4 separate regions of the Mus musculus genome follow, and all the other regions are linked to region 1. A link is a loop called in an ENCODE intact Hi-C map of the cell type or tissue named here. Cell type or tissue: left cerebral cortex. All regions are shown on one strand.

Region 1 (8,000 bases):
CACAGCCTTTCAGGAGTTGCCTGTCCCTGCCTCCTGTCTAACTTTCGAGTGCTGAGATGACAGGTACCTACATCTAGCTCTCTTATGTAGGTCCTGGGGAGTAAACTCAAGTCATTAACCTTGTTGTAGCAAATGATTTTACCCACTCAACTGATGGCCCAGTTGCCTTGATGGTCTGTGTGGTTGGTTGGCTGGACTTTTTGTTTCGAGATAGGATCTAAGCTAGATAACTTAGGCTGGCCTTGAACTCATTATATAGCCCAGGCTGGCCTCCAACTCAGTGCTTGCCATACTTCAACCTCCCAGATGCTAGGACTATATGCATGAGCCATCAAGCCTAGCACCGTGCATATTTAAATTGTATGGTTTGTATTATACACTATATAGATTTTAACACATGGTACATTGGGAATGATGTCGATTTTTAAAATACATATATAGTAGGTAATGTCACACACAAATTTTCTTTCATTTAAGGTTACATTACACAATGCATGGTGGCACAAGCAAGTCTTTAATGCCAGCTCTTAGAAGCAGGAGGTAAAAGAATCCAGAGTTCTAAGTCATTCTAACTGCTCAGATAGTTCAAAGCCAGCCTGGGTTGCATTCAAACTTGTCTTTAAAAAAACAAGTGACTCGACATTTGTACAACACAGTGATATTTCAGATGATGTTTGTGAAATTGAGTTAAATTTGAGTGTTGTAAGGATGAGCCTTCATTTATTTGTCCCGACAAGCCAAATCAACTTACTTATGGAACTAACTTAAAGCAGTCTGCTTCTGTAAGTCCAGGCTGTCCTTCAACTTGTGTTTCCACAAGCTCTTGCCTCAACCAAGTGCTGAGATTTAGGTGTGTAAACCATTTGAAATTATTTTTCACTTGGGCTGTGTGGGACAAACAGCCCACAGAGTCTTGTGCTTCAAGGACTTCTTTTAAAAAAAAAAATCATAAGCTACTAGTCTCCAGTTACTCGGCCAGACACCTCCCTCCTCTTGCCTTCAAATTTGCCTCTTTACAAAAGCTGCTTTGCTGGCAGTTCAGTATGAATTTATTTTACAGCATATACAAGGTTTTCTGGTAGCTTGCAGTTCCTGAGAACTGCAACCGAAGGCTCTTAAGCTGAGCGGGGGACACACAGTAGGGCACTCACTACGTTGATTGGCAGTTGAAGTGGCAGTTGGTGTGGAGTCGTCGCTGCCACGGGTACTCTTATCTTTCCTGGCCACACCCCTGGGCCCAGGAGGCAGCTCTGAACAGATGGTGAGTCTCCGGTGCCAGGTGTGCAGCGCGCCCTGCGCTGTGTGAGGCACAGGGCTCTTTGGTCCTTGCCGCACCCCACCCATCCTATGCCCGCGAGCGCCCCCAGCGCAATGTGTGTCTCGGTGCTGTCCGCACGCGCGGTTAGCCGAAGGTGAAAGGCTGGGAAAAAAGGAACCCTAGTGCCAGGCAGAACCCGCCACCGGGCCAGCTGCTCGTGGCGAGCACGTTCCTCCCCTCCTCTGACTCCCATCACTTGGCAGCCACCCCAATCGCCTGCTCGCCCCTCTGCAGCAGCACACACGCCTTCGCACTTGCTCCCCTCCCTATTCTCTTTTCTGACACTTCGTGGCTTACATGGACCACTCTCCAGCGGGATGCCCTTGGTCCCCGCCCGTCTCTTAGCCTTCAAGGTGGCTCTCCTCGTTCCCTAATATTTGGGGAACTCTAGGCGGCTTTTTTTTTTTCCATAATCGTAATCATTTGCTTGCCTCCTGGGACTCCAAACTGTAATTGCTTTTACGTGTCTGTGGTCTCGAGGACAAGGAATCCACTGAGAGATGGTTTGGGGGTGCTGGGCTGGGAAGAGGATGCTCTATTCCGATTCCGAGTACCGTTTGCGGGGTGGGGGCTGCAAGGAGGAAAGTGCGCTCAGCCTTTCCTTTATCCACCCTCCCCCCGTCGCCCTCGGCAAGGGCTTTGGGGCGCCTTCGAGGTCCTCTGTGGACACACAAACACCTCAATCTTCCTGATCAGGCTAGAGCCTGGAGGTGGGGAACTATCTGGTTCCTTCGTTCTGCCCCTGGGAAGAAGCCCTGGCCGCTGTGCGTGCACTGCCCCTCCCGCAGTCACAGTGAGAGCTGAAGCGTGAGTCCCAGACCGATGCAGATGGCACGCTATTTAGTCCAGGAGAGGCTCACAGAGGGTAAGGGGCTGCTGGGCACCCGAGTGCACCCAGGGAACCAAATGGCTGTCGGTTCCGGTCAGTGGCGGAACTGGGCCCCAGCGGCTAGGTCCAGGCTGGAATCGGGGGAGGGGTGCGTAGGGGGAGGGACTGGGCGAGATCCCCCCTCCTGGAGTGGCTGCTCCAGCTGCCACTTGCAAGGAGGCCCGGGAACTGGAATAGGTGGGGGGGGCGGGGGGCGTCACCAGCCCATTCCTGACCGTAAACCTCCTCAGAAGGCAGTGGTGAAACGCCGCTGCGAGCGTCGCCCGAGCCACGTTTACAGTAGGAAAGACTTTCCTCCGAAAAGCACCACCGGAGTCGATTGCAATTTAGCTCCTCCCAGTAAGAGTCACAGAGAGGCAAGGCGAGGCCGGTGCACCGGGAGTCCTAGGCGAGCTTGGGCAGGACCCCTGTTGCTGAGCTCCACGGGGCGGGCGTGCCGGGCTACGGAAACCATTTCTTTTCAGGAGCAGGGTTGGCCTTTGGGACTCCTGTGGTCATGCACCGTGTGTTTCTGCCGCCGCCGAAGCAGAGCGCGCAGCTGGCGGAGAAACCGCATTCTCGCTCCTACCCGCCCGAGGGAGATGACCCGTGACCTCCCGAGTGAGGTTACCAGATCCGAAAGGGGCGTCTCGGCTTCCCCAGCCATGGGGGTTGAGGGGGTGGGGGGTGGGAGGTGGGCTGGAGAGGTCGGACGAGCAAACAGGGAGCAGCAATCGGTTACCCTAAACTTTGTCTTACGGGGAATGGGGGGATGCCCAGAATTCACCAGCACACCCACCGGTCCTTGAAACCCGGAGAAGTGTTGGGGGTTCACTGGTTCAGGAGACCAGGAAGGGACGGTTGGATCTTCCCCCACGTTTTCCCACGTCGCTGCATGCTCAGGCAGGCTCAGCGCTGCCACCTGGCGGCTGCCTCTCCCGGACTGGGAGGAGCTGTCTGCACGCACCAGTTCCACAGATCTTGAAGGGTGTGCCAGGCCTCTATCTGGGGAAAGGGCAGAAGCTCCAGTTAATGCTTCCTATCTATGTGGCCCGTGCAGACACACTTGTTTTCTGCTTGTTCTCAAGAGTAAGAGGGAAATGCGTTGGCGTTGAACGGCATGGGTATAAAGAGCTGACTTGAGCCTGCTGGTTATGAGGGGTGAGAAAGTGGTGAAATTATTAGAAATATATGTTTCTTATCTCTGTGTAGTCTAACAGTGAATATGAACGACAGCTTTCATTTATCCTGCTTAATATTTTTCGAATAAGAATTCAACACACTGGTCTGGAGAGATAACTCAGCCCTTGATAAAGGCTAAGGCTCACAACCAAAACCTAAAAAATACTGTTTCAATACAGCCCCCCTTTCCTAGTCCAGTTTCAATACAACTTCCTCAGCACCAAGAATGGAGTAGTGCAAGGGGTTGGGGGGTGGGGAGCAAAATCAGCCCCAGTGAAGGGTTGACCTGAAAACAGGGCTGATGGCATTCAGTTTCCCAGAGCACTTCCAGTCAACGAAATTAACAAGAAGGCGTCCTCCACCTCTGTTTATTTGAACTGAATGTTCAAAGCCAGAGGGGCTCACACACTCAGTTTCTACAGCCAAAGCAAAGCACGATTCTTGGAAAATAGTGCCAAGCCAGACTCGTGAAACTAATTTCCATGCAGGTTTTCCTCCCTCTATGCTATCGGGACACATTAAGAAGTCGAGGTAAACCTTCATCCATACCCCATCCATACCATTCTGTAGATGTGAGGTTTTATGTTGTGCAGGTGTGTAGGGGCAGGAGAAGCACATTAGCAGTTATTACCCTCTCATGTCGAATGGATTGCATTTAATGGAATAAAATAAATATCTGCCTTAATTCAAGACGTGAAAGATCTAATATCATTTCCAATAAAGACCATTAGTTGATGATTCTAAGGCAGGACTTGTTTGCAAAACAATCCTGGCTCTCTGTTCATAGAACTACAAGGGGAGCGGAGGGAAAGAGCACTGAGCACTGACTTACTAGGGGCCACCAAATAGCTAGTATCTGGGGGGAACGGGGAGGTCTCTGATGGAGAACTGATTACAAAGCTTAGGGCATTAGGTAATGAGACCCAGAAATCTTAATATCATGATTTGGTATTAAGTCCAGTGCATTCTGGTGTATATGTACTTTAATCAAAAGCTATTTGTCACATCTTTTGTCACATGTTTCCATGCTCTAAGAACAAAAACAGTCACACTTCAATAACTCCAAACTGTCAGGTATATACTCTACAGGATTACATTGTACAATGGTGTAACTAGGTCAACGGATGCTACCAACACATATTTTACCAGGTCTAAGAGAAACATAGACACAGGGGGTGCATCTCATAGTCAGGGGGACAAGGAGGACCTTTAGCAGCTCGTGAGTTGGCTCAGCCGGTACAGGCCTCTCTAGGCCAAACCTGGCAATGTGAGTTCAATCCCCAGTACCTGGATAGTGGAAAGAGAGCACTGGCCGCACAAGATGTCCTCTGACCTCCATCTATGCACAGTGCCAAGCAGTGGACTCGCATACAAAAATTAACTTAAAATGGTTTATCCCCTTTTCCTTAAAGGCCTTTTGTCCTTTGATGGCATATACTATTACAGTACACCTTAAAAGTCTGTTGGGTTTTCTGACATGCATCTAACAAGAAAAATCAGGGCAGGAATTACTTTTTTGATATGCTCTTTAAATTAAATATGTGCATTAAGCATGAGTGTAACTATGAGGGGTGATTTACACCACTGGAAATACCACCAATTACACCAACACTCATCTTTGCCAAATTATCCAACATTGTTGAATACAGATTGTACAAGGAATACATCTCCTTATTTTTGTCATAATAAAAATACTGATTTTGTAGACAATAGACCTTTTAGGATAACCCAGATGCCATTTTGATGGCATCTTAAGAAGGTACATCTGTGGGTATCAGAAAAAAAAACAAAAAAAAACAAAAAAAAAAACACATATGCCTTGCAAAACACTTTTCTTGGTGGAGGTTTTTTTCTTGAAGGAGTGCATACTATTTTAGGATTTCCTCCTCTGGGAATTAAAAAAGGGCTGTGATGGGTAGCAAATAGTCAAAAAAAAAAAAAATTACTTGCTTTTTACCCACAAAACATTCTTGCCTGCAGTTGATCTTAGAGACCCAGTCAGCTGTCTCCATAGGGTACTCTTTCCAGTAAATGTCTAATTCTTGACACCCTCGGCCTCCTTCCAGCCTAAATACTCTGAATGTGTGACAAGGTAAATGGAAATATACCACCCAGCACTACTGTGCTCTCAATCAAGAGCTGGCTCTAAGTTGGCCTCCTCTGTTACTAGCCTGAGGGAAATCAGTTTATCATCGTATTAAAGGTGAGTTTTCACTAGAGTCCCAATGCTCAGATCTTGGGAAAAGGGTGGTTTGTGTAACTAAGTTGTTCTATATTCTAAGTATTATCTGCATGTGTTCGCTCTTTGAGACAAGGACTTGGGTAGCTGGAGCTGTCCTGGAATTCTTTTTTTTTTTTTTTTTCCCTTGGTTTTTCGAGACAGGGTTTCTCTGTGTAGCCCTGGCTGTCCTGGAACTCACTTTGTAGACCAGGCTGGCCTCGAACTCAGAAATCCGCCTGCCTCTGCCTCCCAAGTGCTGGGACTACAGGCGTGCGCCACCACCGCCCAGCTTGTCCTGGAATTCTTAAGCATCAGCGGATGATCTTGAACTCCTGATCTTCCTGAAGGCACCTCCCAAGTACTGAGATAACAAACGGGGACCACCAAAGGGGCTTTCGATTACGTTTCACCACCGGTGACCACCTCCCACCTTAGTCTCTCGAACATCGTGCTGCTCTTACTAGAAGTGGCATTTGCATTAGGGAGAACTCGGAATGTGTGTTAGAATCCAGAGGGCTCAGGACACACATCCGTGGTTTATAATCACACACTCACCGGGCACTAACACAAGCCCTCTATAAAGCTCACAAGGTTCCCAAAGCACAGAAGAGGAGGACAATGAGACCCAGAAAGAAAGATCAGGAGAGGGACTTGAGATAGGTCCAGCAGCCCACTCCCCTGTGCCACCCCTTTCTCTTCTTGGTCTTTTAGGCCCAATTGCTTCAAGTAGCACAGACACACGGGAGACAATGGGTAAGAAAGAGAGGGGGAAGGAGAGCACATAGCGAACCCATCTATCCTTTGGATATTGTGGAAAACAAACATTTAGAAAGTGAAGTCAATCCCATCCTGTATTCACCATGATCGCCCTATACAGAAATCACACAAAGTCTCTTATTGAGGTAATTATGGGCCACTGCCTTAGCGTTCCACAGAAAATCTTGTTTGGCCTACCCAGGATTTATAGGGGAAGTGAAATCATTAAATAACTAGTTAACCTCTGTTTGGCAAAAAGAGTAAGTAATTACTGAAAAGGGGAGAAAGAAAAAAAAAAAAAAAACCCTGCCTTTCACAAACAGCACAGATAGCATCCTGAAGGGATTTACACAATACACCAACGTTTGTTCTGTACCCAGAGTTGTTAAAATAATTGTGATGACAGGTGTCTAGGTACCACTTTCTTAATGGTTTTCAATATCCATTGATTTATTATTGTGGCTCCCCCCACTTACATCTCTAGCTCTAAGAAGGGGCTAAGAAAAGAGATTTTGCACCAAAGGCTGATTCTTTATTCCTGGGCTGAAAAGAACTAATAAAAATAATCACTCGGCTTTTAAGCAGAAAGCTTCCATTTACAGTATTTCACCCTTACCCCCCCTCCAAGCCCCTTGTTATCTAACATAATGGCTAGAATACATTTCCGTCTCTCCCCTTAATAACTTCATGCATTAACATCCTCTTCACACATGCGCGTGCGTGCGCGCGCGCGCGCGCGCACACACACACACACACACACAGAGGCAAACGCGCGCGCACCCAGCAAAAGGCGGAGGTGGGGGGGAAAGAGGCAGCAGAAATCTCAGCTGTACTTCTAGCCCTTTTAAAAAGTTTGCTCTGTAAATTGGAATGAGGTCAGATTTGGAGCTTCTCATTGCACGCGGAGATTATTATTGCATCGGGTTCCAAGCCAATGGGAAGGACGGGGGAGGGGCTTGGCACGAGGAAGCGTTAGTTACAGCGGCTGATTGGCTGTCTGAGAAAGGATAAAGAAGCGCGAGGCGGAATTGGGGTCTGCTCTAAGCTGCAGCCAGAGAAACAGAGTGAGGGGAAGAGGGCCGTCTCCCTCCCGGTTTCCAGTTCTTGCACGCTGTTTCTTAGAGAGTCTGCAGTGGGGGAACTCTGCCGGTAACCAGCTCCCCTTCTTGCAGGAGGGAGGGAGAAACATACATTTATTCATGCCGGTCTGTTGCATGCAAGCTTCTTGGCTTCCTACCTTGCAACAAAATAATTGCACCAACTCCTCAGCGCCGATTCCGCCCACAGAGAGTCCCGGAGCCAGAGTCGCTTTGGCTTTGCACTGCAGGAAAGGGACTTAGGCGCTAGAGACGATGTCGCTTTCCTGAGCTACCGCGAGCTCTCGTGAACTGCAATCGACTGCTTCAGGGAAAGGGGTGGGGGAAAGACTTGCCCCGGAGGCGGCGAGAAACTTGCGTTTGGAAGATACTCCGGCTACCAACGTTTGGAGAAACTCCTCGCCGCGGCCGACTCCAGCCTCGGTGCCCGCAGGGAGCACTTCAGCGGTGAGGGAGGACGGAGGGCCTCGGGGACTCTAGGTTGGCGGCGGGAGGCGGCCGCCCCTGGCCCGCGCGCCGCTCAGGGGACCCTGGTCTCCGCCCCGGGGAGCCCGCAGG
Region 2 (8,000 bases), 1.1 Mb before region 1:
GAGGTGGGCAGGTTGAGAGTTGGAGGTCAGTCTGGACATGGGGAACCCTTCCTCAAAACAAGTGACAAATGCATGAATAAATATTATTGTATTATATTACATTAAGAGCAAACCGTGTGAAGTATAACCTCCATCTATGTAATAAATAAAAATACAGACAGTATGCACAAAGAGAGCCATAAACTCTTAGCTCAAACCCTGGGCCCAAATGTGTTTAAGGCAGATTGATCCATTTAAAAGTTATCACAGGGCACCTGTAGAGCTGCACTGGGACTGAAGACAGCACACCGTGATCAAACAGAGTAGGACCACTACAAAAAGAACGTAAGAATTCACACTAAGTAAAATAATACATTACAAATAGTCCCTTGTGGGCACAGATGGGGTTTGCTGCCAGGAGAATTGCAAAAAAACCACCTTTTGTTTTCGGAACTTTGGTTTCCTGAATTGCAAATGGAGAATTACAAACCTGAATCAGGCCACTAATATTAGTCAGGGGCAGCAGAGGCTCCTAAGACCTTAGCAAACAAAACAGACTCTCAGGCAAACATTACTAGACACTGATAAATAATGGTGTTTGTAAGGACTTTAACTAACCTGGACAACATCACAATTCTACATCTATGTGCTCTTACTCAGATAGCTGCCAGCCACACAGACCCGTTGATAGTGGGATGGTACACAGAACAAACAAATTTCAATGTGTTCTATCTCATCTGCTTGGTGTTTCTGAGCGCTTCATCTTCCTAGGCACATTATGATGAGTGGACACTGAGTGGGTGATGAAGCAGAGCTGGGGGACTTTTCATTTGAGGTTTTAAAGGAGAGACTGTGGACCATGTTCTTTGATTACCTCCTCTGAGTTACCAGATTCGAACAAATGAAGAATGACATCTGTTTGCAATGAGAGGTGAAGCGAGGTGCCCAGAGTCAGACCACTGTCTTAGTCATGTTCTACTGCCATGAAGAGACACGGGGACCAAGGCAGCTCTTAAAAAAGAAAGCATTTAGTGGAGGGCTGGCTTACAGTTTCAGAGGTTTAGTCCATTATCATGGTGGGAAGCATGGCCCCACACAGGCAGAAAGGTGCTGGGGAGGTAACTGAGAGCTATAGCCTGATCTGCTGGCCAAGAGAGAGAGAGAGACTCTGGGCTTGGCATGGTCTTTTGATGTAGTACTTCCTACGATAAGGCCACACCTCCTAATTCTAGTGACCACCATTCAGATCTATGAGCCTATGGGGGCCATTTTTATTCGAATGATCACAACAGCTAAGTATGAGAGTTCAGACTCCAGTTCTGTTCAGATCCTAGAGATCCAAGACTCTTTCAGTATGTCATAAAGTATACCCAAGATAGACTTTCCGTGCACAGCCATAAATGGTCAGCTGTACACATCCCTTGCCATAAGGCTGTAGGTAGCATGGCAGAAGAGGGAAGAGAAACAGTGAAGTGCCAGCCTGGGGACTGGGGCAAGGTGAAACAGTATCTTCTGGAGGTGCCAGGATGCCCCCTGCGCTCATGAAATCACAGCATCTGTGGATGCTAAGATTGAGCCATTCAGTACCCTATCATGAAGAATGAAGGGGCTTCCAAGACCTCACACGTAGCTGAAGACTGTTTGACAGTTGATAGCTGCTTAGAAAGGAGAGAATTATTTTTAGAGGTGTTGTACTGGGTGGTTTTTAGGTCACTTGACACAATCTAGAGTCTTTAGAGAGGAAGGAGTCTCCCTTGAGGAAATGCCTCCATGAGATCAAACTGTAAAGCATTTTCTCGACTAGTGATCAATGGGAGAGGGCCCAGCCCATTATGGGTGTTGCCATCCCTAGATTGGTGGTCCTGAGTTCTGTAAGAAAGCAGGCTGAACAAGCCCTGGGAAGCAAGCCAGTAATAAGCAGCACCCCTCTATGGTTTCTGCATCAGCTCCTGCCTCCAGGTTCCTATCCTGCTTGAGTTCCTGCACTGACATCCTCCAGTGGTGACCAGCAATGTAGATGTACAAGCTAAGGAAACCCTTTCTTCCCCAGCTTGCTTTTTGGCCATGGCAACAACATCGCAGCAACAGAAACCCTAACAAAGACAAGTGTGATCTATAGTACGACAACAGTGCTTCAGTGGATGGTCTCACACCCGCTCACATATGGGCAGCACAAATAGTAATCAGTGGGCTAGAAAAGAGGGGATACGAAATTAGGTAGGAGTGGGTCTGGGGGGTCCAGGTGGAGGAAGGGAGGTGGATGTTATTGATTGAATGTTATATACATGTATGAACTTTTCAATAATAAAAACATTATATAGTATATATTATATATGTATATATTGTATGTGTTTATATTATATATGTATATACATGCATATATATTATATATATATGTGTGTGTGTATATAGAGACATTGTCCCTTGCTTAAGTAAAATTTAAGTGACACCCATTAAATAAGCTCAGCTGTAGCTAGGACCATAGGTTTACATTTCCAAGAGACATTATACACAGTGTCTGTGCATGAGAGACCCTGTAGAAGAGTTGATACAAATGCCGTTCCTCTGTCAGCTTTATACTTTCTCTTTAACATCAAGGCAGCGCTTCTCAACCTTCCTGATTCTGTGACCCTTTAACACAGTTCCTCATGGTGTGGTGATTCCCAAACATAAAATTATTTTTGTTGCTACTCCATAACTGTAACTATGCTACTGTTGTGAATCATAATGTAAATAGCTGACATACAGGATATCTGATGTTCGACCTCTCCTAAGGTTTAGAACCTTAAAACTTAAAGCAACTGCTAAGTGAGAGAATTTACAATCTCAAGCCTGTTATTTCTCAGGCGTAACTATGTATCTATCATCCTTTGGCATTTTGTCCATTTGTTTATTATGTAGCCCTGGTTAGGCCCGAACTTGAGATCCTCCAAGTGCTGAGATTAGACACCAGCCTGTGCTACCACTCTCCACCTCCAGGTTTCTGTTTGGTTTTACCTTGTATTTTTAAGGAAAGAAAAACAAACAAACAAACAAACAAAACAAACAAAAACTATCGCAGCCATTTGGTGGAGTGAAGTTAAAAGCGTGGATGAGAAGAAATCCCTTTAGCCTTCTTGATTTTCTTCTATTCACATTTTCTTACAACCCTCTGTAAAGCAGGAAGAGGAAAATAATTACGACTAAAATTGGCCACAGTAACAGCAGTTGCCACAAAAATAAACAGTCAAAAATACAATATAGAAACAACAGCAATATATTTGTCCTTGTGTTTACAGAACATTACAGACTCCCCGAGAAGAAGAGGGGAGCAAGGAAATCTTCACCAGGGAGATCCCAGAATATTCTAGACCACGCGGGGCTGGGCTCTCTCACAAAGAACCTTGGAGCTAGGCGTGCATCCTCACGATCCACCACAAGAGGGCGGTCATCAAAAGCGAGTGAAAGGTCACCCTGCCCTCCGCAGACACCGGAAGAGTAAGTCCCGCCTAAGGGGGTTGAGACTATTTTTATAATCAGAAGCTGCTGACAGAGTTAGGAAAACATGATCCAAATTAAGATTTTCTTCCAACCATTTTGGGGTTGTTAATCCCATCTCAACAATTAATTCCTAGAGATTTATTAGCAGTAATAATAAATTGTCCCATCTGCAGGGCAAAACAGAAACCAAATTAATTACTTACATGAAGAGATGTTAGTAATTTGCTAACATTAGGTAGATTTTATTTTAGGTACATTTTACCCAAAATATGGGATAAGGGAAATTCAGCCTGCATTCACCTTTTTTAAAGATGTGAATTTAAACGGAATCTAATTACTGAGAAATGAAAAACTTGAGTATAATTCTCACTTGTATTACTCTATAAAAGCCCTTTCCTCGCCTCTATGTTTTTCTGTGTCTTGCCAGGTTTTTCATGGAGAATGTACTCCTTAAAATGGCTTCCTCTGACACAGTTAGCTAAGGATTTAGACCTGCCGATCCAAAACCATCTGGCTTCCAAGTGCCAGCCAGTCCCCAGTAGCTTGCTCATTCTTGCTTTCTGGGATCCATATTTCTGAGTTGAGAAGTATTTTCGTGTCTGGACCATGGTACCACTTTTTTACTAGTTTTATAGGCAACCTTGGTTCCTCCTAACCTGTCTGTGGTCCTGTTTCCTTCTTTCTGAAATGGCAAACAAGAATTGTCTTACTTCATCAAGGGACGGTAACTATTTGACGTTGCTTGGTGTGTCAGGGTCCGGGATCTGCTCTGTGAATGCTAATCAGAGCCATTATTAGTGAGTTTTCAAATATCTGCTGAGCACCTACTATCTGTCCATGCACAAAATAACCAATGGTTCCTAACATGGTGGGCTTGCATTCTAGCGAGGAGGTGACAGTAAACAGCAGGCATTCCAGGCAGTCAAGAATGCTTTGAAGCAAGAAGATAAGCACTATGGGAAAGAACGTAGAGCAGGATATGGAGGCTTGCGGGGACTGATAATGGTTAGGCTTGCGAGGACTGATAATGGGTTTCGGGTTTTTTTGGTTTGTTTTTTTAGGGTACTTGGGTAGACCTCATTTAGAAGGAATGGCTTACATACAGAAGTTGGGGGCGTGGGTGTACCACACAGCTCTGTTGGAAAGAACACCCCAACCCTTTCTAGTGTTTTAAGATTTATAGATTTACCCACTTCCCTCCACCGTCCCCACTGTCATGACATAGACACAGATTAAGGCCTGGGCCCAAGACTAAAACTGTGAACTGCCCAGCTTTCTGAGTAACAAATGTCTGAAAATTCTGCGCAACCTGAGGAGCTCTTGTCTTCAGTCAACCACAATTTGTCCTACAGTGTGTGCTTAATCTGCCAGGCAGGATCCAGATCCTACAACCCTCCATCTCTGTTGTCAGCATCATTGCTCAGAGGCCAGTCTCTTCATCTCCTTCTTCATACGCCCCAGCTATATAATCTAAAAAACACAAAACCTTTGGAAGATGTAGAATCATTACTCATGTCCATAGACAACTCAAGATTGTCTTAAACTTCTTTTAATGATTTCCAAAATGCTTAACACAATTAATGATACACATATACACTTAATCCCTGTTGAATTGATGGGAAACCACGTTTGAAGGAAAATAGTGAAACTTGTAATGTCAGTTTCTCCCATCTGAAGGCCCTTGTTGATATTTTATAAACTATACAATATAATTTATGTGCAATGAGTTTGCTCTTTGCTGTATGCACATCTCTGAATATATGTATGTATGTATATATATATATATATATATATATATATACATACATATATATGTGTGTGTGTTTGTGATATATATATGTGACTACTGTCCTGATCAGGACATAGAACAGTATGTGACTAAACGTGTTTCCATGTCCCTTGGCAGCCATGGGACCTCCTTGGACCCCCAGGAACCACTGATTTGCTTTCTGTCCCTGGAGCATTCTCTTTTTTCTCTAGAGGGAATAATCTGGTGCAGAAGTCTGGCTTTTTTCACTTAGCATAATACAAATGAGGATGAGAAGTTTGTCCTTGTTGTGCATATGAGTAGTTCGTTCCTTTTGCCAAGTGGCATGCTAAGATGCATGGATAGATTGCAGAGTTTATCCTTTCAACAGCCAGATGACATTTGGAATTTGGGCTGTTTCCAATTTGGGGCAATTATGAATAAAGCTGCTATAATCCTTCATGTCCAGGTTTTTGTATGAACATATGCTTCCATTTTCCTTGGCTAAACACGAAGAAGTGCAGTTATTGGATCATGTGGTATGCTGAGCATTTGAAGAAAATACCACACACTGTTTTCCAGACAGAGTGAGACCCTTACCACCAGCAACCCCACCAGCTCTAGCCTTGGCTCCACTGGCACGTGACAATGTCACTTTATTTGATGACTTTATTAGTTTTTCACGATTCTAAAAAGTTTGCATCATGGTTTTCATTTTCATCTGTCCAGCAATACTGTGCTGCAAGGAACAAAGCCAGGGCTTCTCAAATGCTAGACAAGCCATTGAACTATAACCCCATCATGGCATGGTGGCACTTGTCTTCAATCCCAGCACTCAGGAAACAGGCACAGGCAGATCTCCAAGTTCATGGCCAACCTGATCTATGTAGTAAGCTACAACCCCAACCCCTGAGCATCTTCTTTGGTGAATATTTGTTCCAATCTCTTGCTACTTTTAAATGGATTACTTTGTTTTATTACATCTGAATATATATTCAAATAATATATAGATACAAGTAATTTATCAAATATATGTCTGCTATAAATATTTTTCAAATTCTATGGCTTGCTCATTTTTAAAATACTCCACAGAAGAGAATCCACATTCGTGTATAATCTATGAGTTTAAACCTATGCCCTGATTCTAGCATGTGTATAAGATACCTATACAAACACAATACAGAAGTCAGGTGCAGTGGGTCACATCTGTAATCTTGACACTCAAGAGGTGGGTAGAGTGATTAGGAGTTCAAAATGAGCCCAGCTACACAGTAAGTCTGAGACCAGCTTTGGCTCTATTAGAGCCTGTCTCAGTCGTTCTCAACTTGTGGGTTGTGACCCCTTTGAGGGTCCAATGATCTTTTCAAGAACATTGGAAAACACAGATATTTACATTATGATTCACAACAGTAGCAAAACTACAATTATGTAGTAGAATTTGTGGTTGGGGGTCACCACAGCATGAGGGACTTTATTAAACGGTCACAGCATAAGGAAAGTTGAGAACCACTAGAGTATCTCAAAAGAGGAAGAGAAGGAAGGAGAGGAGAAGGAGAAGAGGGAGAAGAAGAAGAAGAAAAGGGGGGGGGAGGAGGAGGAGGAGGAGGAGGAGGAGGAGGGGGTAAGAACCTCCATGGACTAGAAATTCTAATAAGGGCTAATGAATTCTGTCATGATTCCCTTTATTTAGCCTGTCTCCTCACCCCATCTTCTGTCAACCTTTTCTTTTACCCTATAGTTTTCTATAACACACACACACACACACATACACACCCCACTCTCTAAATAAATCAGTAAATAGACTGCTGAGATAGCTCAACCAGGAAAGTGGTGGCTAGGGTGTATGGGTCTGGGGATCATGGCAAGGGACACGATTTAGCCTGCCGTTGTAATAAAGACAATTTTAGACCATGACCAAGGCATATAAAATTTGGTCCCATGTTTGTATTAGAACTGTAGTTGGGATTTGGGGACGTGAATGAGATAGGGTGCATGACTTACAAGGAACCATCATGAGCAAAGGCCCTGGGGCACTGTGAGGATTCAGAGAGGGGAATCGTTCACGGGCTGGACTGTTAAGGCCTATACGGCATTCTGTACTAGTGAGGTTGCAGGCTGGCAAGATCATTTAAAAAGAACCAAATAACAGGGAGCCTTGAACACTGGAGGGCTGGTGCTGACCGAAAGACAGCACTGTTTCTTGAACAGGAAGTGGCATCTCGGAAGCCATGTTGTAGGAGGATCCGCTCCCTTGGGATGGGTGCCATTTTTCTACGAAAGAAACTTTACAGCCCTCAGAACATTGATGCTTCTACTGTTAAGTCTCAAACCCTGGGACAAAAGGCTGAAATGCCTACTTAACATATCAAAGCGAACCTGGCTGCCTGCTTCTCTCAGCATCTCTCAGCCCCTACTAGTTAAGTTCCTCCTGGTTTGCTTACACTGAGCTCTGCCCTAAACTTCTCCAGCCCAGGGGCTGGCTGCCCTTTCCCCAGCAGCTCGTCCCTACACAATTCAGCCATTTTGGTTACCCGCCCCTTTTGTACCTTGGCCTTATTAGCGTCTCTGTCTGATTCTCCTCTCTCCCCTCCCCCCTTCTCCTCACATGGCTCAGGGTGATGTCCGCTCTGGCGTTTCGCAGATGTCTCTGGCTATGCTCTCCCCTCTACCTACATAAACCTTTCCTCCACACGCCCTGAAGCAGTCATGTTCTTTCCTTTTATTCTTTTTCTTTCTTTCTTTCTTTTGCCTCACCTGTCTCCACTCCAGGCTTCCTGCCTGCTAGGCAAGCACT
Region 3 (8,000 bases), 240 kb before region 1:
CTTTGACCTTGACTGTCTGCTAGTTGTCAGTCTCTTGGCCCTTGGCCGGCAGCACTGCCTCTGACCTTGTAGATGTCCCGAATGCTGTTGGTTATATTAGGCTGTCTTTGTTTCCAAGATGTGGCTGCAGTCTTTTCTTGGTTAGCTCATATTTAGACCCCTGTCTGTGAGGCAGCCTCTCAGATCTGGTTAGAAGCCATCCTTACTTATGGTGCCTTCTGTCACAATTAGCTGCATTAAAAGCAGGACAAGGGTGCCTTGCATACATTCCTCAAGGGCTTTCAGAGGAGCCAGCTGGATTGCTGTCACTGGCCCAGAGCCCTTCCTTTTTTCTTATCTGTCTAGCTAGCTAGGTTACCGAATACCCTCCTCGCCATACTCCACACTGCTTCAGACTCTGCCATTTTAACCCCAAACCTTCTCTTTAACTCAGCCTCCGTCTCACTGCAATGTATACAGGCAATTTACAGTTGTTAGTATGGGGCCCCGCGCCCCATCCTTGCCTCTCCCCCACTCCCCCAGCACATCCCATACAGTCTACAGAAGAACTAGCTCACATCTCAGTAGCATGCCTGTCCAGGAGGCATAAGGCTTTGGGTTTGGTTCCCAGTGCTGCAAAAATGAACAAGTACATGATATCAGACAAATAGGTCCAGAATAGATCTAGTATACTAACTCGAATCTGTAATCCCAGCATTCAGGAGGCTGAGGCAGGAAGATTTTAAGGTTAAAGCTAGGCAGGCCTATTTCCAAACAAACAAGAGAAAGAAAGAAAAACCTATGGTGACAGGATTCCCGTCTCAGGGGACTTCTAAACTCATATTTGGCCATTGTGCAACAGTTACAATACTGTTGTGAGGAGATCAGCTACCCTGGGCTCTGCCCCAGTAGCGTCAGAAGAAAAGGAGAGCTGAGAAGAGAGACTTCTGTTCCTCCCCCCCCCCCCCCACACACACACACACTCCCCTGTGAGAAGAGGTATTGTGATCATAAAAAAAAATAAAGAAATATTAACATAGGTTCTGAGGTGTGTGGAGGAAGGTATTGGGGAAGGAGGTCCCTCAGCGGGTCCGTGCCGAGGCATCCCTTGCCCCTGAGAGACCAACTAGAGTTTATTCAGGGCATGACGAGGGTAGTTAAGAGAGTAGTAAAGGTAGAAAGAAAGGCAGAGAGAGGGAGAGAATAGAGAAGTAGAGGCCAGCCATGACCGCGGGGAGATGGGGGGCGGGATGCGGAGAGAGGGGGGGGAGAAGGGGGCAAGTGAGAAGCAGGAGTAAGAGAGTAAGAGAACAAGAGGGACAAGAGAGGAAAGAGGGGGCAAGCAGCCCCTTGTATAGTGGGCCAGACCTATCTGATCATTGCTAGGTAACTGGGGAGGAGCATACCTGGCTGTTGCCAGGAACTGTGGGGGTGGAGTTCAGACAGAATACCAACAAGGGGGACTCCCACCCCATATCCTTCAGCTCTTACTCCTCTACACCAGCCTCAGAGCACAGCGTCCCTCCCGCTATCCCAGCCTCTGTGCAAATAAGGAATTGGGCAAATCGGTGGGTCCTTTTAGGTAGTCCTTGGTTGTTGTTGAAGAACTGTTTCCAAACTCCCGCCCCAGACCACGAGACAGCAAACTCTGCAGGTGCTCACGATCCCTCTTTGTGAAGGGCGTGGTATTTGTACATAAACGGCACAGACCCTCGAACACACTTGAAATCATCCATAGGTTACTCAGAATGCAATACAGATGTGGGACAGGCAGCTCTCCTGTTGTATTATTTAGGGAACGGCAAGAAAAAGCCCATACTTGGTCCACAGAGGTGCAGTTGTTCAGTTGGTTTTGTTTTGCTTTGTTTTCAAATATTTCAATCTGCCTTTAGTTGACTTCATGAAAGTGTGGAGCCTGTGGATTTGGAGGGCTGATCATATGATGATCTGGTTTCAGTTTTAATCAGAATTAAAAAAATTTTTTTTCAAAGAGATAATTCGTTTTCCCCCCTGTGGAGTTAAGTTCCAATATATGATGAAGGACATAGACCACTCTCCACTAGAGCATCTTGGGTTTACTGTGGATTGGAAAAAAAAATGTTTGAGGACGCTGTATTTTTCTCTTCCAGAAAACTAGACAGCATTGAGAAGCAGAAAAAGAGAGAAAAAATAAAAAACAAAACAAAACAAAAAAGATACAACATTGACTGCTCATAACATGTTTTACATATTTTTGGTGTGCTTTTGGGTTTGTTTGTTTGTTTGCTTAATCTTCATAAAATAACCCAAATGAAAGAGAGTGTTGTGCTAGCGCCATCTTACAGGTAAGAAACTTAGCCTAGGGACCTACTAACCCCTGTAGCTGGTGAAAAGCCCTGCCTAGTTCAGCCAGCCACTTAGTGAGTAGAGATTGGCTTACATCACCTGGCTGGCTAGTGGAAGAATCAAGGTAGAAACCCAGGCCTTTGATTACAGTTACCTCTTCCTGCATTGCTCAATCTTTGGAGGTGAAGGACCCTTCCAAGAGGTCCTTTAGCCTTCAGGAAGAAGGCTCCAGTTCTCCTGGTGCCTCGGGAAGAATGGTAGTCTGCCCATATCTACACAGGCAGGCCCCCTTCTTCCTGTTTTCCCTCACTCTCCCATAAGCCACAGCACAGAGGCACGTGGAACAGGCTGTTGAACTTAAGCAGCCTGGCTGGCATTAACTCAGCAGACAGAAGATTGTCCAAAGCCTGGGCATCCCCACAAATTCCTGCTTGCTTCCTATCCCAGCATGACTGGGCTATGTGTAGCTCAGACAGCTCAGGCCATAGTCAGAGAAAAGCTTGCCTTCCGGATAGTTGCCACAGGGCCTAGCAACCGCCGAAGAGGCTGGAAAAAAAAGGAATAGTACAGGCTCTCCTCCCTCTCTTCTGTCCCAGATACAGTGACACACCCTGCATGTGTGTGACTATTGAGGCCTCAATAGCGACTGGCTTGTGTCTAGCTGGGTAGCCTCGGCTGGATCAGACCTGGGTTGTTTGAAAAGGAATTAGAAGAGCGGCCCAGCCGCTGATGATTATTCATCTTTGCAAGCTTCACTGAAGCACCAAGGAGAGCCCCTTCTGGGCGGGTCTTCTAGGATGTTTGTAGAAAAGTTTAAGGGAAGAAGGAAGACCTACCCTGAATATGGATAACAAAGAGTCCTGCACTGATTCAAGCCGAGAAAGGAAGCTGCCTCTTACTCCTGCAGTGGAGATGGGCACGATACCCCTCAAACCAAGAGCTCAAATACACCCTTAGGGATTTTGTTTTTTGTTTTTTGTTTTTTTTTTTTTTTTGAGGGGGGGGAATTGTTTGTTTGTAAGGAGTTTAATTACTTTGATATTGAAATGAAAACAATAACAACAATAACAGAAAACAAATAAAGACTCGTACATATTTGCATTCTGTTCTGAAAATGATTTGAGTTGGGGCTGCGAATGCTAAATAGCATCATTATCTTTTGCATGGATAGATAGCTCAAAATGTGTTTCAATTGAATTTGAATAAATGTGACACCAATTTTTCATCTTATCTAGTTTAATTTTCATGTACTTATTGAGCTCCTGGAAAGTAAATACTTTGCCCCCGCCTGTACCGCCCATTGTGTCTAATATGCGTATGTTTTCGCATATACTGGACATATCTGTTTGCTCACTAATGTTGGGCAAGCGATTAAGAAAGCACATGCTAGCTGGGATTATCATGACAGAGTCTTAGTTTGTTCTTTCATTCTACTAAATACGAAATCCATCTTTACATTTTTTTTTAAATTATTAAACCTGCATTGGCCAAATCTTCCTAAAAAGCAACGCTTCTGATTGCCTCCCTGTTCCTGTCCTCTCCTAGCTGTAGACAAACAACATGTATTAGCATAATCGAGATAATTAAGGGCAATGCTAGGTACTGTTCTCCTCCAGGCTTCTGTAGTTCAGGGACTGCCAATTTCCTCTCCCTCCTAACAGCCTGGAGGCGTGGAGATTAACACCTACAAAGTGTGGTGGCTTGAATATAGATGAGGGGAGAGACAGGCTGCTGCCTTTGATTAAAACATTAGAAGAATAATTATTACAATAGCAAAATGGCTTAGCCCTTCTGCTGGGATTCAGTTTTTTTTTTTTTTTTTGGTTTGTTTTTGTTTTTGTTTTTCTTCTCCCGTTTACTATGTGTCTCTGAAACTTTTCCCTCACATCTTCATAGAACAAATAACTATCTCTGTGCATCTTACACTTCAAGTTGAGAACGTTCTGTATGGTATTACATACAGAGTTACCCCCACCATCACCTCCATGTCTGGGTAATTTTTACTGTTGCTGAAGAGAGCAAAATATTACTTCTAGAAACCCAGCAGGCATTTTATTAAACGATTGTACCAGCTGGGGACAAATGATTGCCTTTCTTGAGACTTCCTTTCAGAATTGGATGTTTTCATCTCGGCAGGAAGGACCAGTTAGGGTTCTTCTCTAGGTGGGTTTTTCAGCAAGTCCACCCAGTCCCAAATCATAACCAGCGTTCAAAGCCATTGGCTGCCGTTTCCACACCCAGGTATGATTACTTTAAGCTTGGGAAGTGATTTCACCACCTCCTTTTCCTCTGTTGCAGGCTCTGGATTATTTATGAAGGCACAAAGGGAGAGAGAGACACATTGGACAAAATTCAAATGTGATATATGTACACGCCCCTTCTTTGGCTGTGATTTGTGCAAAATCACATCCAGGCTATAGCCACAGCCCCTGGGGCTCATCTCTGTTCTGAGGTACAAGAAGCTGGCAACGCGCTTTTCACACAGGACAAAGCCATGCTGGCTGTTGATTCTAAAGGCCCCATCATCCAGACTCTTGTGCTGTTATTGGAAAAAAACATGAGACTGGCCAAAAGCAGCTCAGGTCACATTATCAGGTAATATCTCCATTCTGTATATTTAGTTGGAAAATAAAGCCTATCAGGACAGTGTAATTTAGAAGGGTGGAGCGAGCCACATAATTTCCAGGGCAGGGGAAGAGAGTGCTGTTTGGGGCATTTTTAGTGGAACTGATCTGCTCTGGCAGTAATTTCCAGCTTCTCCCTGCACCAACACCCCTTCCCCGCCTGCTTTAATAATGGAAAAAAATACAGCCCAAGACCCTGACCGTCCAAAAGCAACTGCTGGAAACCCTGCCTGTTGATCACTTATTAGAACTTGTTTACTGCTTAGTGTCTTGCGAGGTATGTGTTTGTTAGGAAAATTAAGTGCCTCCCTGTAGCAATGTTAATTAGACTAGGCTTGTTCAACTCCAGGGAGGGGTGTTTTTGGGTCATTCCATCCCTTCAAAGTCTGCTATGCCTTTTGACTTAGTTGCTTAAAAAAAAGGAAAGAAAGAAAGAGAGAGAGAGAGAGAGAGAGAGAGAGAGAGAGAGAGGAAGGAAGGAAGGAAGGAAGGAAGGAAGGAAGGAAGGAAGGAAGGAAGGAAGGAAGGAAGGAAGGAAAAAGAGAAACAGAAAAAGCCCTCGATGTAATTGTGTGAGTTGGGAACCCAGATCCCTGCCCTGAGCTTGTAGATGCTCAAAGGAGCCAGAAGGGGAATGAAACCGAGATAACATTTCAATGTTGCAGCGGGGTTCAAGGCGGGAACACGTTAGAACACAGTCTGGGATGCTGTTTCAGTAGCTCCGTCATCATGCGTGTTTCCACCATCTCCAGCATCATAAGGGGGTAGAGCTGAGTGTGGTTGCGATTTTCCTCTGTGAAACACAAGTTCCCAGTGAAAGTGAGTGGCCCCTATGACATGCTAGTGACTCTTCATTGTCAACTCAGCTGGATTTAGTATCACCATGGAAACACACCTCTGGATGTGTCAGTGAGAGTTTTTTCCAGGAAACTTTAACACAGTAGGGACGCCCCACCCTGAGTGTGAATGGCACTATCCATGGGGCCTCTGACCAAACAAAAGGGAGAAATGAGAACCAGCAACATCCATCTCTCTCTCTCTGTTTCTTGATTGTGGACACAGTGCCACCGGCTACCACAAGATCCTGCCACCATGCCTTCTCCTCCGTGACTGAGTGTGACCTTACACTGTTGAGACAGAGTAAACCTTCCTTACTCATGTCACTTTTGTCAGGCACTTTGTCATAGCAACACAATGGAAACTTACACAACTGACTTCTCCATTTACCCCAGCTGCCTGATGGGACACCTTTCCTCTTCACTTGCAATCTTCCTTCCTACCCAAACAGTTCTCCATCACGACCCCCATTAACACACCTCTGTCCTGGTCCAGAACCATTACACAGGTCTCAGTGGTGGGTCTGGAGGAAGGTCTTTATACTTACGATACGGAACTACAGAAGTTCAACACTTCTTCAGTAGTTGAATCAGAATCCCTTGGGGGTCAGCCATGGTATTAGGCTCTAGATCCTCACATGACGTGAGTTTGTGGGCTGTACCCATGGGTTTGGTGATAAGGGTGAAGTGAAGGCCTCACTTAGTCTGTGGGCCTCAACTGTGTGCGGACTCCTATCTGGTTTTGTCAAAGAAGCCATTGTTCGAGTTTGATAACACTTGTGTCACCAGTAATGTGGATTTTAATTGGTAAGAGCATGATGGTACTATTTCCTGGTCATCCTCACTGCGAAATCCTGTAGGGAGGTGAAATGTTCATAGTTATGGCACAGGTATCTCTGGGTTCCCAGTCATAATGCCTTCAAAACATTACCAAAATGTTTCTCCAGGGATAGAAGTTCTTTGATTGACTCAAATAAAACAGCCTGCACTTGACATCATAAAAAGAAGTGTTTCTTCATGAAATATGAACTTCAACCAAACTGTGTGTTGCATCTCAGCCAGAGCCTATGTCCTCCACTGAAGAAGTTATTAGAGAAAAAGGCCAACCTTCCATTTGGACGGTCACCAATCAGATTAGCAATTCCTCTTAGAAGGAAAAACAGCAGAGGCAGTTATGTGCGGAGACTTTGACTGAACTCGGGCCTAGGATGTGACAGGTCCTGTCAGTTGTCACTTCACTGGGTCAAGGCCTGATCAGAACCTGTGCTCTGTCTAATCCAGGGCTTCAGGTTGGTATTTCTTCCCTGAATGACCTCTCTGTAGTTTGTGGTTTTGCTCAGTGAAGGTTTTTCCAGAAGCCAATGTGAGAAGCATGGGTTCTAAGAGCTTCTTTGATGAGAACCTTAAAATGATCTGGCATCCAAAATGTTTGGAAAACTTATCAGACTTTAATCCCTACTTGGGGATTCATAACAAACACAGAAGGCCTTCTTAAGCTCGGGTCATGTGGAGTTTCTCAAACACATGTGACTCCAGAATGTCTTTTTTCTTGCCAGCTACACGGAGAGAGACGTGTTCTGGAAAACACTGACACAACAGCAAACATTGGATCTAAGAGGCTGTGTCTGTGTCTCCACTCACTTTCTGATTGATCCTATCAGGAAGATATCAATGAGTCTCCATTATCTACATATAGAATGACTCTACACTACACTGGTCCGATCTGTCTGTCATGCAGTGAGAAATAAATGCCAATGCCAACAGCTCTAAGATAATGACAGGGGCCAGTGAGAGGGCACAGCACATAAACTCTTGCCACACAATCCTGATGACTTGAGCTTGACCCCTGGGACCTAAAGGACACTGACTCTTTAGAGCTGTCCTCTGCCATCCACACATGTGTGTCTATTCTCCAATCACACATCATACACACTATAATAATTAGTAATAATAAGCAAAGTAATGGGCTATTAAAATATTAATTTATATATGTATATGCCATAGATACAAAGAGCCAGCTTACTACAGCCTTTTCAGTAAAGCTGGTCCATGGCTTTGTTTTATAAATAAAGTTTTATTAGAACACAGCCATGCTCGTTTATTTACACATCATCTATGCCTAAGGATGGGCTGCAGTGGCAGAGCTGAACAATTGAAGCAGATGAACAATTCCTCCCAGGAAAGTGAAAGGCAAAGGCAGTTGCAACTGGCAAGGAACAAAATGTGCTTTTTCCTG
Region 4 (8,000 bases), 58 kb before region 1:
TCTGTCCTGCTCCAAATGTGCTTAAAGGAGAGCACTGAAAACCGTAAACTTTGAATCTAGCTAAACATCTCAGCAGGCACAGCCTCAGGAATGGAGTGTAGTGATGTCTGCAACTTGCTTTGAACTGCATCTGAAAATGAAGAGGCTGACGGGTGGAGGGGCGCCGAAGAACATAGATGGCAGAGTAAAAGCTACAAAGTGTATTTATAGACTCTGATATGTGCATGGTTATTCCTACTTTTGTGTTCTTCGTGTTTGAGATTTATCATAATGCAATAAAGGAAAAAAGTTTTACTATAGAAAACAAGTTATTTAAAAAAAAAAAACTCACTCTATAGACACAAGATACCAACCTCAGGCCTGGAGGGATAGTTCAGTCAGCAGATAAGAACGTATATTTCTCTTGCAGAGGACCCAAGTATGGTTGCCAGCACAAAGTGCATATCACACAACTGTCTGTAACTCCAGGGAATCTGGCACACTCTTTGACCCACACTCACGAGTACATACCAACACATTATAGACACAAATGCCTAAAAATAATTTATCTAAGATACCAACTTCTTTTGACCTTACCACCGTCAAAAACAGCTCACCAAAGAATGGAAGTGTTGTTCTTATCTGCTTCTTATTTGTGCCTGCCTTTTTCTCCCTCCCAGACTAAGGCTGCACAAATATAGGTACCTGATAAAGACATTTTTCACTACTACTCACTTAAAAATCATGGAAATATACTGTGCTGTTGTTCTTGTAAGATAATTCAATTAGAGCCACGAGGCTTGATGACAGAATATCCAGTCTGATGATCTGTGAAATGCATCCACATAACTTCGCTAAAAGTAGCTCACAGATGGCTCTGTGCAGATTAATGTATTCTCTAGGAGAAATTTCAGGTCACTTCAATTTGGGTTTCTGCTCCAAGCTGGACTTTAATAATGAAATAGAATGTAGCCTGCATTCACAAAAAGATGTCCAACACAACCAATTAATAAGGGACCAAATTTACACATTCTTAGAGTGCAAGCCATTTCCATTTCTGTAACTTCTATGGGTGGGTTGCTGGGGGATTTCTTTAAACTTTCAGTCACTCTTCCTAACTGATGTTGAGTCTCTGGAGTGCTGGTACCTTACAAGTATGGAGGCAAGGCATTATTGGCACCTGTTTTTTTGCTCATAAAAAAACAACCACAGCAACAACAACAACAACAAACCTCAAACAAAACTGGAAATATACAGTGGAGCCATTTCTTAGGTTTGACTTAAATGAACCCTGCTGACACGTATTTCCAGCACCTCCTTGTTTGCGGTTGTGAGCAGTTATAAAGTCGCCCATTATCTCTCACTCAGCCACTGCATCTAGAGCAGTGTGAGACGTATCTGTGAGAGTGACAAGATGTCACTACTGGATTAAAAATTACATACAGAATTTATGTGTAAAAAATGCTCACTTATGCATAATCACTATGATAAGTTTGTAAAGAAGAATTTGGCTATAAAGAAGCAATGGTATCTAAAATCTTTAAGGGACTCTGCAGTCCCATGTTCCTAGAGGCAAAGCAAGAGAAAGTGCCATTATTAGCAAGCAGCAGCATACTGTAGGAAACCTTACAGATATTATACATGAAACACTAATATTCTTGTACCTACAGCCTAAAAAAACCAAACCCACCCTCATTTTCCAAGATTCTGATGTCTAAATCCTCTTATTAAAAAATAAGCTCCCGACTTGCTATTCTTACCCAATAACGAAGATCGGTTTGTTATGGGTCTCCCCAAATGACTAGCCTGGTTTCCAATTATTCTTGGATAATTTGAAGGTACTCATACCTGTTAAATGCTGAACAGAAAATCCAATCGGTTCACTCCATGACTATCCTGTTCACACCCCAGTTCTTCAATAGCTTTAAGGTGTCAGAAGTTAAATCCCTTGCTGATAAGCAAAACTTTTTAATTACGTTTTAATTACAAAAAAGGGAAGGAGATGCTGGCATGGGCGTAGTGTGGACTTTCACATACTCACAATAGAGCCTCTTTCCGGAACAGGCTACCTAAAGCAGCATTGTGGTAACAGAAGTACTAGCCAGCACACTGCTTACTGCTTTTAAGCAAAGTGTTCACTACATAAAGCTGTTTCCCCCTTTCCTTAAACACTATTAAAGCCTTGGATGCACTCAGAAAGAAAAAATAGAGAGGGGGAAAAAACCTACAATATTTAAGTCATGCTTCAATATGCCATATTTTAACACAAAGTTCTAAGTCTGCCCCAGCATGGTGTGAACACAATGGGAAGAAAAGGCAACATCAACAGCGCATTCCCACTAACATCACACAATAAGGATCACTCATGCTTATTATATAAATAACTAGCAACACAACTTACCTTATGACAAGGTAGGGGCAGGTAGGGGGAGCATACAGTGTGGGTAAACCAGGTGAGTGACTCACCACGGAACACATCGGGGCTGAGTCTCAAGCACAATCCCAAGGTTTTAAGAGAGGGATTTGGGACCTTCTTCTCAAACAGTTGTCATTCATACCTCCGGTTCCTCCCTGAAATATTCAAATACTGATTGGCATGCTGTCTCCATGCTATAAGGACAATTCCAGAAACCCCAGTGTCTGCTAAATGATTCCGCTCTGTTCCCCAGGGAGGATGGATAGCCCCGTGCCACCTCCTCAGAATGGCATAGTCACCCCAAGACGAATGAGCAGGGCACTCTGCCAGACAGAAAGTTCTCTTTAGCACAGACTTCTGTGCGCTGAGCAGACACAAACACAGCCAAGTAGCCTAAAAGCCTTGATGCATCAAGGAATCAGGCACACAGCCTTTCTGAAAGAGCTACGTGGAGTGGCTGCCGGCTTTACTACCTGAGATTCAATCGGAGAGGTTCTTAATGTTCCACAGGGATCACAAATCCAGGAAAAGAATTTCTTATGGAGGAAACACAACACAACACGTGCATGTGCACTCGCGCACGCGCGCGCGCGCGCGCGCACACACACACACACACTTGCACGCACTCATGCACGAGCACGACATGCGTACGCACACACACCCCATCCCGGCTGGCTTGTTAAATCCTTCTCCCAGCACCAAATCTGCCCTCTCCTCAAATAGACCCAGGCCTGTATATTTTAAAATTTAAGAAGTGTATAAATTAACAAGTCACTGCTTGCCATTTTCCCTCAAAAGGCATTTAGGACAAAGCATTAGGAAAAAAGTAAAAATATAAAAAAATACAAAGATGAAAAGCCGACGAAAGAGACATTGTAACTTAGAAGACCGATCTCTGCCAGACTGTGTGAACCAAGGGAGCACACACAGTACACCACTTTTGTTCTGTCTTGAGAGAGATCCACGGACAGGGCACCAGCAACACACAATGGGTATTTAAGCCAGTCAGTCTTAGCAAATTAGGTAAATTAGAGATCATTCGATGGCATTCTATTGTTGCTATTGTAATCACAGTCATTTTCCCCGGTGACGGTGCTTCCTGATGAAGTGCAGTCCTCAGAGTGTAATTGTGAAAGATACTGAACGATTCGGGGGGATGCGACATCTGCTTTTAAAAGCTCTTCAGATTCAAATTGGCATTTTACTTTATCTTGAAAATTTATTAGAGATTCAGCTCATGCCCGGTTTAAATGGGAAGGTGAAGGCAGGGTAGTTTCCATCTATGAATTATTCAATCTCTGCCTGGCAAGATTGCCATCCATGAACGGATGCTCTGACAGTCCCTTCGCACAGCCTCCATTACGCTTGTCATTTTTATTTCTTTATCTACGATCTCTTTCTCAGTTACCCGGCTACTCCCTTAGGGCTTGGCTTCACAAACCCAGTATTTCAAATTGGCAATAACCACAGTGTGCTGCTTTCTCCAATCGGCGTCTCCACAGGCTGTCATTTTTCTTTTTCTTTTTCTTTTTCTCCCGCAAATCATTAAAAGCCACATCCACAATGATCTCTCTTAGGCTCTTTGGTTTGATGAATTTTACACACACACACACACACACACAGAGAGAGAGAGAGAGAGAGAGAGAGAGAGAGAGAATCGCTGCAAAAAAGAATTATGTTCTTCTAGCATCACAAGAGAAGTCAAGCGTTCTTTTTTGTTGTCAGAGTGACCCATCCTGGGAATTAGCATAGCATCACACAGGAGGGAGCCAAGGCTATTGCAGGCTTGCTGGCATCCTGATTTGCAGCCCAACTTGATGAAGGCTCCAAGACTAATCCAGACCATTGTGTGCTTAGCAAGCACAATTAGTTAGGAAAATAAGAAGTCATTAGATGACCGAAATTAGACTGTCAGTCTTCCAGGCTCCACCTGCACACAGACCAAAGTCCCAACGACTCTCCACTTGATGGCTGTTTGTGTCCCTGCTAGCCGACAGCTGTCCTGCATCCAGAGAGGACTAAGATTGAGTTAGGCCAATAAATCTGGTTTCTCCTTTAAAGCATGATCTAACTGAGGAGTGCGGGCGGGGGGGGGGGGGGTTACGCCAGTCCCATGACCAGCCTGCAATGGGAGCTGGAGAGTCCCACAGTGCCAATGTGATGAGTTGCCCAGGTCTGAGTCAGGACAAATCATGCCAAGATCATCTCCTGAAGGTACCATAGCATGGCACAAGAACCCGCCTCCCCACCTCCAAGCCTACTCCCATACAAGGTGGGCAAGCAGTTGAACTCCACCACTGCCAGTTTGCTCAGCAAGCTCCAAGCAGTACCTGCCCAGCTGAGAATTCACGCTGCCACGTCAGAAGCCACCGTGAACATTCAGACTGCATCTCAGCTCCTGGCTACCCAGAGGTAGTGTTCTTCCTATGGGAGAGAGGCAGTATAGGCGGCAGCAGGAAAAAAAAACAAAAAACAAAAAAAAACAAAGTTTACAACTCTATTGCTTTGTGCCTAGCTGTTTGCCTCTGCTTTGCCGCATCTCGACTGGCAATCTGCAGGAGCAGGAGCTGGCATCTGCAGGAATGCAGTATGACACAGCAGTCAGCTGACTTGCAGGGTGTTATCATTCAATGTCCTGAACAGGATCGGGACAGTTTCTAAGGTGGTACTAGGCACATGACCCTGGACATCAACGGGGTCCTGCAGGGGGCTGCAGGACTGCGGGCTACATCTGTCCAGCTGGCGATCATTTCTTCCATGTGTTTGTGCCAATGCAGTGTTAACTCAAGACTGAACGAATTATTTCCATCTTGCTTTTTTTTTTTTTTTAAGCTGACAGGCCATTCCCGAAAGTGACTTGACTGTTCCATGAAGAAATGGGTTAAAACCATCACTGTCCATATCACTTGGGTTCCTTGCAGTGTGTGTGGAAAAATTCTTGCTGGTGTTTTCGTTTTAAAAACTCTCTTCTTTCTCCCCTACCCCTTCTATCCTCTCCCCCTCCCCCCTTCTTCTGTCCTTAAATCAGGTAGAAATTGTCTTAAGCTACAGGGATGCTATCATGAACTCGTAAATTGTACCTAATACATTGGTTAAGGGCAACGGAGAAAACTCGAAGGTAAATTAGTCTGGCAGAAGCCCTAAATAATGGTCATCGTTACGAAGCATCACGTTTGCTTCTGTTGTGAAACTCCATGTGCGTCTCAATTAATGTGACAATGGAGCCAAAAGCTTCATACAGGTACTGCCCCAGCGGTTTGAGGAACTGCTAAAATAAGCAAGCAGTCATTATCAGGCATTTGTTTAACGACTGTAATCCTACTGCATTAATTTAACTTGCTGCAATGTTTAACAGAAAGTCAATTATAAATCTGAGCTAAAAAAGAATAGCGATGGGAGAATTCGCATGGCACCGTCCTCTAAGGGCATAGCCTCTAAAGAGAACTTCCTGTTCTCATCATTTAACAGCACTCCGAATGGGCTGTTTGCTCTACTGGAGCAACCCACGAGCAGCTCCGCCCAGGTCAGGCTCTGGGATGCTGAGCGGAATGGTATAGACCCATTTTAGGACACGCCTACAGGTGATTGTGCTAAGGACGTGTGCGTGCATGCCCTGGGGTTTTGGTGATCTTTTCTCTGTTTCCCACTTATGAATTTTAGTTTTCTGTTTGCTTCTTGAGACATGAATCTCACTCAAAAGAAAATGTTTCCGGACAGCAGGCAGAGGAGTCAAGACTAGATGAAGAAACGCCCTCCATTTAATTATAGTATTAGATGGCATCTGGATCCCACTTTTGTGGTTTATGGAGAAGCGCTGAGAAGTGTTACCTAGGGAGAACAAAATCTGGACTCAGTTGCCCTTTTCAGCTCATAGTAATATAGTTGAATGGTCTCTTAGATGTGCCTTGCTAGCTCAGTTGGTAGAGGGATTGCCTTACTTGAACTAAACCCTGGGTTTGATCCCTAGGATCCCATAAAACCAGTTCTAATGGTCTATACCTGTATTCCCGACATTCAGGAAGAAGAGGTGGGAAAATCAGAAGGTGAAGGTCATCCACAGTTACATAAGGAACCTGAAGGATGACCTGGGCTATCTGAGACAGTGAAACAAAAACAAATAGGCAAATTGCTAGAAGATAACCTGCTGGTAGGGAGCAAGCCCTACATGGTTCCCATCCATGACTGTTGGCTGACTCCTCAGTAGTTACTTGAATTTTTCGAAAAGGAAATTCAGTTTCTCTTGAGGTGGGTCCTTGATGGTGGAATCATAACTGGGGGGCTCAAGGTTATTAGGGAGGTCGATTCTCCTGCTTTATCCTGTGTGCCCAGGGTCCTGACCTGCTGGTGGTCATAGGGAAGACTGGAGCTAAAGCAGAAGTCAGGAAGGGTGGTGGTCAGTGTGGGTCCTTGTGGCAGTGCCACCCTCATGGCTCTTACCTCCCTTGAAGACCTCCTACTCCACGTTGTGATTTGTTTTTCCCTTAGGCCGTTGTCCAGGACAGAACTGAAACATTGGTGTGGTTACAAACCTTCCCTCAGTTTGATGGTTCCTCATTGTTTCAGCTTCTCAGGTTTTATATTTATGTACACAAGTGTGTGTGTGTGTGTGTGTGTGTGTGTGTGTGTGTGTGTGTGTAAACTGGAGGTGGGTGTCCAGTGTCTCCACCTTATTTCCGTTGTTTAGTTTTTTTCTCAGAATTTGTTTTGAAAATAAAAATTTCATTCAATATTTCTGATCATAGATCTCCTGCCTCATCTCTCCCCATATCCTCCCTACTCACCCAACTCCTTGCGTTCTCTCACTGTGTCTCAGAAAACAAACTAAAAAATAAAAGGAAACAAAATAAAGCACAAAAAAGTCCAAACATACTCAGCCACATGCTACTTACACACACACACACACACACACACACACACACCAACACCACAAAATCAGAAACCATACTATAATCAGCAGAAGACCAGTAATGCCCAAAGAAAGCAAGAGGAGATAGATAAATAAATAAGAAAGAGAGAGAGAGAGAGAGAGAGAGAGAGAGAGAGAGAGAGAGAGAGAGGAGAGAGAGAGAAAGAAAGGTCTCTGAAAATATCATTGAGTGTGTTGTGTATTTTGTGTTGACCTCCTATGGTGGAGCCTAATTCCCTTAAATGTGGTTTGTATAATGTGGTGGTTTGAATAGGCTTGGCCCTGGAAGTGGCACTATTACGTGCAGCCTTGTTGGAGGAGGTGTGGCCTTGCTGGAGGAAGTGTGTCACTGAGGGGTGAGCTTTGAGACCCTCCTCCTAGCTGCCAATAAGACCATCCTCTATTTGCCATTGGAACAAGATATAGAACTCTTGGCTCCTCAGCACCAAGCCTGCCTGGATGCAGCTATGCTTCCTGCCTTGATGATTATGGACTGAACCTCTGAAACTGTAAGTCAGCCCAATTAAATGTTGTCCTTATAAGAGTTGCCTTGGTCATAGAGTCTCTTCATGGCAATGAAAATCCTACCTAAGACACATCCCCAGTGAGAATCCTTTGAAGGAAATTAATTTGTCTGTATGTGAGTGTTTGTCAATTGCTGATAGGTTAGGGATGGGAGTTCATATTCACTTCCCCCTC

Evidence for each region. A loop is a pair of places that touch in the nucleus more often than their neighbours do. Peaks named below come from ENCODE experiments on the same cell type or tissue, not always from the same donor. Only the 100,000 strongest peaks of a DNase experiment are listed, where the experiment ranks them.
Region 2: it touches region 1 in a loop (3.0-fold over the local background); 3 of 42 quality-filtered maps call a loop at or near these places.
Region 3: it touches region 1 in a loop (5-fold over the local background); 5 of 42 quality-filtered maps call a loop at or near these places.
Region 4: it touches region 1 in a loop (10-fold over the local background); 6 of 42 quality-filtered maps call a loop at or near these places.

What each region holds. Positions count from the first base shown.
Region 1 is chr13:28,953,080-28,961,079 of GRCm38, reverse strand. It overlaps Sox4 (SRY (sex determining region Y)-box 4), which reads left to right and starts at 7,381. Exons shown (of 1, transcript NM_009238.3): 1 at 7,381-8,000. Gm46405 (a long non-coding RNA gene) reads left to right here and starts at 407. Exons shown (of 2, transcript XR_001780882.2): 1 at 407-2,183. Gm52067 (a long non-coding RNA gene) reads right to left here and starts at 827. Exons shown (of 2, transcript XR_003950714.1): 1 at 752-827. In left cerebral cortex, CTCF peaks have their summits at 1,367 and 3,114 (motif pointing left); DNase peaks (open chromatin) are centred at 2,210, 2,552, 3,101, 7,322 and 1 more place; H3K4me3 peaks cover 3,621 bases; H3K27ac peaks cover 3,122 bases.
Region 2 is chr13:30,080,590-30,088,589 of GRCm38, reverse strand. No RefSeq gene overlaps it. Among named protein-coding and RNA genes, the nearest start is that of Mboat1, 52 kb to the left of the region's middle. In left cerebral cortex, CTCF peaks have their summits at 3,200 and 3,407 (motif pointing right); DNase peaks (open chromatin) are centred at 3,395 and 4,051; H3K4me3 peaks cover 711 bases; H3K27ac peaks cover 303 bases.
Region 3 is chr13:29,191,858-29,199,857 of GRCm38, reverse strand. It overlaps a transcript of Cdkal1 not described here. Among named protein-coding and RNA genes, the nearest start is that of A330102I10Rik, 180 kb to the right of the region's middle. In left cerebral cortex, no CTCF peak of the experiment used is centred here; DNase peaks (open chromatin) are centred at 2,720 and 3,968.
Region 4 is chr13:29,011,260-29,019,259 of GRCm38, reverse strand. A330102I10Rik (RIKEN cDNA A330102I10 gene) reads right to left here and starts at 3,005. Exons shown (of 5, transcript NR_045074.1): 1 at 2,869-3,005; 2 at 2,381-2,550. In left cerebral cortex, no CTCF peak of the experiment used is centred here; DNase peaks (open chromatin) are centred at 4,186, 4,667, 4,942, 5,830 and 6 more places; H3K4me3 peaks cover 3,933 bases; H3K27ac peaks cover 2,646 bases.